2 separate regions of the Homo sapiens genome follow, and region 1 is linked to region 2. A link is an interaction called in ENCODE POLR2A ChIA-PET data of the cell type or tissue named here. Cell type or tissue: GM12878. All regions are shown on one strand.

Region 1 (5,000 bases), 97 kb after region 2:
GGTTGGGAGTTTGAGATCAGCCTGGACAACATGGATAAACCCCATCTCTACTAAAAATATAAAAAATTAGCTGGGCGTAGGAGCACACGTCTGTAATCCCAGCTAATCAGGAGGCTGAGGCAGGAGAATCACATGAACCTGGGAGGCGGAGGTTGCAGTGAGCCGAGATTGCGTCACTGCACTCCAGCCTGGGTGACACAGCAAGACTCCATCTCAAAAAAAAAAAAAAAAAAAAAAAGTTATGAAGGTCTTCTGAAAACAAGAAAACACTATTCAGATGAAAACTATTATATTTATAGATTACTATTTTTTTTTAAAAAAAAGAAGCTCTTCTTTGAATTACCTATAATGCAACAGCAGCACCATCAAAATTGTGCACAATTCAATCAGAGGTTCTCAAACATGGCTGCCCATCAGAATCACCATTGTGCCTTTTAGGAAACACAGATTCTCAGACATTTGCAGTCTCTAATGGCCCTGGATTTTCTGGGCCAGTGCACAGGTAATGGTATTTTTTAAAAACATTTCCCCCAAGGGATTCTGATCAGTTAGGTTTGGGATCCACTTTCTAAAAATAACATGTTTCTCTGTGACGGAGGAAATTTAAGTATAACTATGATTCATGAATTTGTTATCTGTTTTTTTCTTCAGAGGATATCAGTTTAAGTGTTGGTTTTTAAACTGTAACTCTGAAGGCAAACAACTGGCAAGAGAGAGTTTTCAGGAAGAATGCTGGCTCTGGAAGGCAGCGGAAGGTTCTGGAAAAGCAATGTGTCCTATGAACTAGACTTTTCACCTGTAAGCATGGCAGGAAGAGGCTGTGCAAGGTGGTGGATGACTACAGGGCTTTGTTGTGGACTCCAGGCCTCTAATCCCTTTCAGTCTTTTTATTTCTCTGCCCTCAAAGCCCAGCAGCCTGGAGGGGAGAAGGCAGTGCCCTTGACTGCAGCCTGATGTTTCCTCCTGGCTTCTGGTGGCCTACGGTCTCCTTTACTGTAGGTTTCTGGAGCAAAAATCCAGCAGTCAGGTTACCAGGATCAGTGACAACTATGCAATAATTAGGGGCAGGCACCAGGAGGCAGAGAAACAGAGCTGGGTGGCAGAAACTCTATGATACCCCAAAGGAAACATCAACTCTTCTCAGAGGTGGTCAAGAACATGCCAGAAGCTTTGCCTGCCTGGTTGGCAGCAGAAATGGCACTAGCCAGTGATCACTCGTAACCTTGCTGCCTTCTTTACAGATGGCTGCTGTCAGGCTGTTTAATTTGGAGGAAATTCCAATGTCATCAGCAGAGACATGGCATTGGGGAGGGCTGCCAAGCACAAAGACAGAACTTGGCTTCCCCAGCTGATACCCATGGATACAGAAACAGGCTAGTCTTAACAATCTTTTAGACCTGACCTTAGTAGCAAACTGGATAACTGCCAGTCATAAAAGTGTTTCTAAAGTGGCCTGATTTTCTCCCCTCCTGTTAGGATCCTGGATGCTTGTAATGCTATTTATCAATGGTTATTTTGTGCTTACTGATGTGCAGACATTTTTTCCAACCCATTCTTTTTTTTTTTTGAGATGGAGTTTTGCTCTATAGCCCAGGTTGGAGTGAAGCGGTGTAATCTTGGCTCCCTGCAACCTCCGCCTTCTAGGTTCAAGCGATTCTCCTGCCTCAGCCTCCTGAGTAGCTGGGATTACAGGCGCCCGCCACCACACCTGGCTAATTTTTGTATTTTTAGTAGAGACAGGGTTTCATCATGTTAGGCAGGCTGGTCTCGAACTCCTGACCTCAGGTGATCCACCCGCTTTGGCCTCCCAAAGTGCTAGGACTAGAGGCATGAGCCATCGCACACGACCTCAACCATTCTTTATCTCTAAACTCACAAGACAGTGGTTCTCAAAGTGAGTCACCCAGGGAAAGCGGCATCATGATCACCTGTAAACTTGTTACAAATGCAAATTCTTGGGCTTTCCAGCAATCTGTGTTTGAACAAGTCCTCCAGGCAATGCCCATGCACTTGAAATTTGACAGTAACTCTCATAAGAGGTCACATGGCTCCCCTTAATGTAAACACACCAAAATGAAGTAAGAACCATTTTCTTTTAAGAAGTTTCAAGACCTTCAGACATTTTATTCGAGTAAATTCATAAGCAAAACACAAGCACATATTGACTTTTTTGCTTAATAAATATGATTTTCTCAGACCCACTAACAGATCACATGTTTCACCCACACAAAATAGTGTATGACTTACGAATGATCACAGAGAAGAATCACAGTGGCTTTTTAAATTTTTAATTTATTTTTATTTTATTGTATATATTTATTTTTTTTAGAGACAGGGTCTTTCTGGGTTACATCCATAGCTCACTGCAGCCTCAAACTCCTGGGCTCAAGCAATCCTCCCACATCAGCCTCCTGAGTAGCTAAGACTACAGAGATGTACAACCATACCCGGCTAATTTTTAAATTTTTTTGTAGAGAGGAGTTTTGCTTTTTTGCCCAGGCCGGTCTTGAATTCCTGACCTCAAGTGATCTTCCTACCTTGGCCTTCCAAAGTGTTGGAATTGTAGGTGTGAACCATCATGATGGTTCATAGTGAGTTGTTTAGTTTAAAATATGTGACTCTATCTCTACATTATTTGCCTACAAATATGTCTACCAAATTCATGACATATGACCAGTGTGTCTGAATACATACCAGTGTTTATGGCACTGACGTTTTAAGTCCTGTTCGGAAACACAAAATGCACTACTTAGCTTCCATATGTGACTAATTTTAAAATATGCTTTTTAGGCCAGACGCAGTGGCTCACACCTGTAATCCCAGCACTTTGGGAGGCCAAGGTGGGAGGATCACGAGGTCAGGAGTTCAAGACCAGTCTGGCCAACACAGTGAAATCTTGTCTGTATTACAATAAAGTGTAATACCTTTTCAACATGGGATTCTAACATGGAATCACCTTTTTTTTTTTTTTTTTGTAATTCGTGCCTCCCTCCCCTAGTTTTAACCTATGCTTGGTCCAAATATCATGGGTCTATGTTTCTGTGGTCTAAGACACTTCTTTAAGATAAGCCCGATGCCTAACACACATCTAGGAGTAAGTTAACAATTCTGAAATACTGGTTTCTTTGGCTTTTAGACCTGTTGATTGTTTTGGTTATAAAGGTCTGCCTTTAACATTTTTCCTTCTGTGTTCCTAACTAGGCCTCTGAGTCTCCACTGTCAAAATGTGGCTGATCAGACTTTAGGCAACCCTCACCTCAACCTGTGATTATGGAAGGAAGTACAGGACATCTTAACACTCCTTCCCGGTCACGTGCATCATGAATGAGCTAAAATTTCAATCTTTTGTTCTCCACCGGCCATTTTTTCCCGAACCCTTAAGGATAGATAGCCAGAAAAATAAATAAATAAATCTCTTCTTGGGAATATTTTCTAGAATGTTTTCATTTTAAAATTTAATTTCATTTTATTCCATTGTTAATTGACATCTGATAATTTCTTATATTTATGGGCTAGAGTATGATGTTTCAATACATGTATATATTGTGTAATGATCAATTCACGGTAATTAGCATATTTTTCACTTCAAACCTTTATCAGTTCTTTGTTATGAGAACATTCAAATTCCTCTTGTCTAGTTTTCTGCAGTCTTCTCTTAAGGACCAAAGAAGAAAATAAAAGACCCTATAAAATTCAGCTCTGTTTAAGTCCTATCTTTTAAGTAACTAAAAAGTTGAATACTAGCTCCAATAACTAGATCCATAAACCATTTTTCAATACTAATTTTCTTAGCCAAAGAGATATGCAGTAGAGAATGTGAGACCAAGAGTAGACAGCCAGTCCAAAGTCCACAGAAATAAAAATCCATTTATGACTGCATTTTCCACGCTGGCTTTCCAGGATGGTCCTGAACTTGCTAATTCATGGTATAACTTTGTACTGTAACACAGCCAAGGAGAAACAGTAGCATGTTGGAGCCAGGTCTGTGAGAGCTAACAGTTAAGCTTGACAGCCAAGCGTTCAACATAGCCAATGTTAAAAATTAACTTATATAAACTTATGGTTTAATAAATTATATTAAAAACTCCTGAGGCGAGGCGGATCACCCGAGATCGGGGAGTTCGAGACCAGTCGGACCAACATGGAGAAATCCCGTCTCTACTAAAAATACAAAATTAGCTGGGCATGGTGGCTCATGCCTGTAATCACACTACTCAGGAGGCTGAGGCAGGAGAATCACTTGAACCCGGGAGGTGGAGGTTGCGGTGAGCCAAGATTGCGCCATTGCATTCCAGCCTGGCCAACAAGAGCGAAACTCCGTCTCAAAAAAAAAAAAAAAAAAAAACAAGAACAAAAACAAAAACTCATCATCATCCCTCATTTTACTCTATTTTACTATTATCTGTATGACTGAGGTTAATTACATCTACTTGTATAGTGGATATAAAGTCATGCACCACATAACAACATTTGGGTCAGCCGCGGATTGCATATGTGACAGCGGTCACATAAGATTATAATGGAGCTGAAAATTTTCTACTGCCTACTGATGCTGTAGCTGTCCAATGTAATAGTGTAATACATTACTCATATGTTTGTGGTGATGCTGGTATATATAAACGTCCTGCAGTGCCAGTCCTATAAAAGTATAGCACATGCAATTACGCACAGTACATAATAGTTGATAGTGAAAATAAATGACTATGTTACTGGTTTGTGTATTTACGATACTATACTTTTTATTGTTATTTGAGAGTGGACTCTTTCTACCTATAAGAAATTAACTGTAGGCCGGGCGCAGTGGCTCATGCCTGTAATCCCAGCACTTTGGGAGGCCAAGGTGGGCAGATCACGAGGTCAGGAGATCGAGACCATCCTGGCCAACATGGTGAAACCCATCTCTACTAAAAATACAAAAATTAGCTGGGCATAGTGGCACGTGCCTGTAATCTCAGCTCTTCGGGTGGCTGAGGCAGAAGAATCACTTGAACCAGGGAGTC
Region 2 (5,000 bases):
AAGCTGGTAGGACCTGCGCTATCCATTTTATGTCCTCCTCGTCCTGGTCGTCCCCCTTGAAGACACTTGATTTCTGATCTTAGACCAGACAGGCGGGAGGTGAAGCTCTGGACTTTTCCTGTTGTTGACGTAGGAGGACAGGAGGCTGTTTCCAGGGGGGAATCGGCCAGGGCCATTCTGGGGGCATTTTGGGCTCCTGGTTGTTGGGAAGTTGGTGTGCATGTTGAGGTAGAATAGAAAGGTAAAGGTGGTTTCTGTTAGCAGCAGAGGGGAGCACGTTGCTGGAGAGAATGGCACCAAGCAGGGTGTTATGGGTCCCTGACTCCTTCAAGCGCTGCTCACCAGGACTTTCCTCTCCGCAACATGCAGGGCAGCCAGCAATGAGCCCGTGCCCTTTGGGCGGGAGGAATGTGTTCATCTGAGATGCTGGTGATCATCTTGGCACTTGGTAGAAATGTGGGGATGGGGTCAGAGGGTGGGGTCTGGTTTTCTGAGTGCCTTGGGGGCTACAGAAAGTGCTGGAGCTGGGAGTAATTCTAATTGGGCTCTTAAGGTGGGGCGGGAAACTAGATAAAAAGAAAACTTCTATCGTCTTCCAGAGCCTCTGAGGGTAAGACTGTGGAAGTTCCTTACAAAGGAGATGTGGAAAACACTATCCTGGATATTCTCGGGGGACTGAGGTCCACGTGCACCTACGTGGGGGCCGCCAAACTCAAGGAGCTCAGCAGGAGGGCAACATTCATCCGGGTGACCCAGCAGCACAACACCGTGTTCAGCTAACCCTGGGGACAAAGCAGCGTCTGGCTCGAGTGGAAGCGTCCAAACCTGCTTTTCCCATCTCCCCCCAAGTCTGTTCCGTCAGAGCTTCTGGCTGCTCCTGAATGGTGGAATGCTGTGTCCTCTCTTCTGTCTCCTGCTGCCTGGAGGCTTCGGGGCTCTCCCGCCTGCCTTCTCGGGGCCCAGACGCAAGGCACCGATTGGGCCAACATCAGAGCCCTGCTGCCCAGAACTCATAACCTCATTGTTCAAACCAACACTTGCACCTTTCTCTTTTTCTCTTTCTCTCTCCCTTTCTTTGTTTTTCTTTCTTTTTTAAAAGAAGATGGTTTCACTTTAATATAATGCTATTATCTTAAGACTTAATGGAGTTGCTGGAGTTTGTATTTCCAGGAGTCAAGTTGAATGGTTTGGGATTTGTTTTGCTACCTTCCTAGACAGGCTGATGGCAAGCCTCTCCCGGCGATTAGCAGACAAGTCACCTTAGGAGGGGCAAGGAGAGGAGGACAGTGCGGGGGCCAAGGGTGGACAGGCCGGAGTCAAAGTAACTGGCATCCCTCACCTCTAGCTTTTGGTTGCTGCAAAAGAACAAAAGCAATTAACTGGACAGATGAACATGAATTGTTTTCCCAGCTGATACTCACAAAGTTGAGCCAATGTGTTTTCCCCGAGTTTCATTACATGTGCTTTTCAGGGACAAGTCATCTGTCGCTACCAGTTTGCTGTTGCCTCTAGGAAGCTGTCCCTGTCCTGGCTTCTCATTTCGTTTTGTTTTCCTCCATCTTTTTTTTCCCCCTTCTCAGTCCCAACTTGTCTTAATTTGAAATTCCACAGGATGTTTTATGGGAAGGTTGTCTCCCAAGAAATTAGCAGGTGGAGTCACACTGAAAAAGAGCCAAAGCTTTGATCAGTGGCATCCTAAAAGGCATTGGTTTGAGACATGAGTTAGAGCCATTCCCTCAGTGTGCCAGTGAATCCTTTCTCGGAAGGACCACATGGCACTACTGTATAAGGGTCAGTTAACGGGTTGGGAACAATGACATTGTCTTGGAGAATTGGCCTCTGCAGCTGACCTGCAGCAGTCCACCAGGATGCTTGTTTAAACAGTGAACGCAGAAGAAGTGATGACCGGCCGCTAAACTTTGAAGTATTGAGTTCCAGGCCTGGAAAGCGTATGCAGATCAGGTTGTTTTACTTTGCTTTTTAATAAGGCTGAAGAGCAGATACACAAGTCAGTTTTCTTTGGAAAGGCAAGCAATGACCCTGGAGTAGAGAAGATCCACAGGGTGCTGCTGTGCCAGGGTGAATGAATGGCCTGATTGTCCACAGTGACCGATGGCATGAGAAGGGTCCAACCAGAGCTGTCACACTCTGGGATAATACAGGCCCACTGTTGGTCCTTTAAGATTATGTTTAGAGATCCAGCCAGCAGCATTGTCTCCATTGTAATACTTTCCCCTACTAAATCCATTAAGAGTTTTTTTTTTTTTTTTTTTTTTTTTTTTTTAATTTGAGACAGGGTCTCTGTTGCCCAGGCTGGAGTGCAGTGGCAGGATCACAGCTCACCACAGCCTTGACCTCCCGGGCTCAGGTGATCCTCTGACCTCAGTCTCCCAAGTAGCTGGGACTACAGACACCTGCTACCACGCCCAGCTAATTTTTGTATTTTTTATAGAGACAGGGTCTCACCATGTTGCCCAGACTGGTCTCAAACTCCAGGGCTCAAGCCATCCACCTGCGTCAACCTCCCCAAAGTGCTAGGATTACAGGTGTGAGCCACTGTGCCCGGCCCATTAAGAATAACTCTTGCACCTGTAGAAACACAAGGGCTGCACTTTGGAGACGGGAGGGCCAAGAGGCGATTTAACGTGGAGCAAGACATGGGGCTTGGCTGCAGGCTCCCCGCCTTGCTCTCTGTGGTCTTCCAGCTGCTTGTAACTGAGTAGTTACAAAATCAAAAACTCGTTAGGACCATTTTGAAGCAGAGCCTTCAGAAAGAGAATGTCTTTTTTTTTTTTTTTTTTCCTGAGACCAAGTCTTGCTCTGTCACCCAGGCAGAGTGCAGTGGCACAATCTCGGCTCACTGCAACCTCCGCCTCCCAGGTTCAAGTGATTCTCGTGCCTCAGCCTTCAGAGTAGCCGGGATTACAGGTGCCCGCCACGTCTGGCTAATGTTTATGTTTTTAGTAGAGATGGGTTTTTGCCATGTTACCCAGGCTGGTCTCAAACTCCTGGGCTCGGGTGATCCACCCACCTCAGCCTCCCAAAGTGCTGGGATTACAGGTGTGAGCCACCGCGCCTGGCCCATAAAGAGAACTTGTAAGGCTCCGTCACCGTTTGCCTTAGCAGGTTCATCTCTGCCTCTGATAGGAGTGGGGCTGGGGGAGCCCACACCAGAGTGTCCCTTGGACCGGGTGTCCCACAGGACCTGGAGATGAAGCATGCAGCTTTGCTGCTGACCCACTGGGCTTCCTGTGCCAGAGCTGGGGGAGGAGGAGGACAGCCAGTGAACTCGACGCCATTTGCCTTGGGCCACTCTGGCCGTTCCATCTGAGGGCTCTGGCAGTGCTTTTGATGGTTTCAAGTCCTGCCCCGCTGCAGCACCTGAAGGTATGGTTCCCCCTAATTGATTTCACCAGCTGAGGTAAGTAACACAGCCACTGGACCCCAAACTTGTCAGAACAATCAGTATCTCACACAAACAAAAAGGGAAGGCAGAGATGCAGACTGCTTTGCCGAGTTTGCCCACAGCACACAGGCACATTTGCCCGGGCTACTCCACAGGACCTGGGGCAGCCCTTGTAGCCTGAGTTGCACCTACACAGCTCTGGTTTGCTGTGTGTCCTTTCACATATTTATTATATAATGTGTCAGGACCTCAACTAAATAATCAGAGGAGAGTCCAAAACACCTTCCCAAGAAGATAGTTCCTCCTTGGCTAAGTGAAAATGAATTTAACCCCAAGCGTTCTCCCACCTCTGTGTAACCTTGAGGCTGGAAGGTCTTGAGGTGGGTTGAGGTGGGTTGAGGTGGGTGCAGGGGATTCCACCTGGAAGCTATGGGTTCTTGAGGAATTACTTTTTCTGGCACAACTGCTAAGCCATATCTTTCCAAGACTGGGCCCAGTGCAAAGCTGTAATGTGGTACTCTTGAGGTAAACGGGGAGTTCCTCCACATGCTGAGAGACCTGCTCGAGGAGTTGGGTTTTTTTTTTGTTTTTGAGGCAGAGTTTTGCTCTGTCGCCCAGGCTGGAGTGCAGCGGTATGATTATGGCTCACTGCAGCCTCGACCTCCTGGCCCCAGGCGATCCTCCCACCTCAGTCCCCTAAGTAGCTGGGACCATAGGTATGTGCCACCACACCCGGCTAATTTCATTTTTTGTAGAGATGAGGTCTTACTATGTTGACTAGGCTGGTCTCGAACTCCTGGGCTCAAGCAGGCCTTGTGCCTCGGCCTCCCCAACTGTTGGGATTATGGGCGTGAGCCACTGTGCCCGGTCTGCTCGCTGAATTTCTAATGAGCTTGAATTACAGGAAGTAAAAATAAATTTTCCACTTACAGACCACTAACCAGTTTAGAGCAAATCTGTAAGGAGTGTATAGATTATGCCACACGAGCGCATGAAGCTACCACATGTTTAAAGACAAGTATACCTCTTGTGAACAGCAGTGTTCAGCTAGGAGGCATAAACATGAACTGAAGAAACCAAGACATCAGGTGTGGCTGTGTGCCTTTTATCTTAGAACCTCATCTCACACGTACTCTTCCCCCCAAAACATTAGCAGCGAAGGCAATGCCTCATGTCACACCTCCCTACCTCCGACCTACCCAGGGAGAACTCGTGAGCGGGGGTCAATAAGGAGGAGGAATTAGCACTCTTTTCCTGGCCTCTTCCTTGAGGACCCAACAGAAGGCAAAGACACACATCTGCAATTGGCACTGTTATTTTATTAGTACGAGTATACTGAAACAATAAACTTGTACTGGTATACAGACAATTTATTTAAAACAATTTTGTTCAAATTTTGAATCAAACATTGTTTTATTATAATAATGAAATAATTTCTACCTAGAAAACCTGCAAGCACCATCAAAGAAAGGGACCATAAAATTCAATAAACAGACTCGAGTGTATCCTACAAATAGACACACCACGATTAGAAAATAGAATATGAATTCTTCCATTTTTTAATATTTGTTTAAAAAAGCTAGTGCAAGTACAA

The links. Peaks named below come from ENCODE experiments on the same cell type or tissue, not always from the same donor. Only the 100,000 strongest peaks of a DNase experiment are listed, where the experiment ranks them.
Region 1: POLR2A ChIA-PET joins it to region 2 with 6 read pairs; 3 of 35 experiments call an interaction of 5 or more read pairs at or near these places.

The regions. Positions count from the first base shown.
Region 1 is chr6:16,390,947-16,395,946 of GRCh38, forward strand. All of the region lies in intron 6 of ATXN1 (ataxin 1), which reads right to left. Among named protein-coding and RNA genes, the nearest start is that of GMPR, 150 kb to the left of the region's middle. In GM12878, no CTCF peak of the experiment used is centred here; a DNase peak (open chromatin) is centred at 1,935.
Region 2 is chr6:16,294,407-16,299,406 of GRCh38, forward strand. It overlaps GMPR (guanosine monophosphate reductase), which reads left to right. Exons shown (of 9, transcript NM_006877.4): 9 at 600-1,143. The coding sequence ends at 780. ATXN1 (ataxin 1) reads right to left here. Exons shown (of 8, transcript NM_001128164.2): 8 at 4,706-5,000. Among named protein-coding and RNA genes, the nearest start is that of GMPR, 58 kb to the left of the region's middle. In GM12878, no CTCF peak of the experiment used is centred here; no DNase peak of the experiment used is centred here.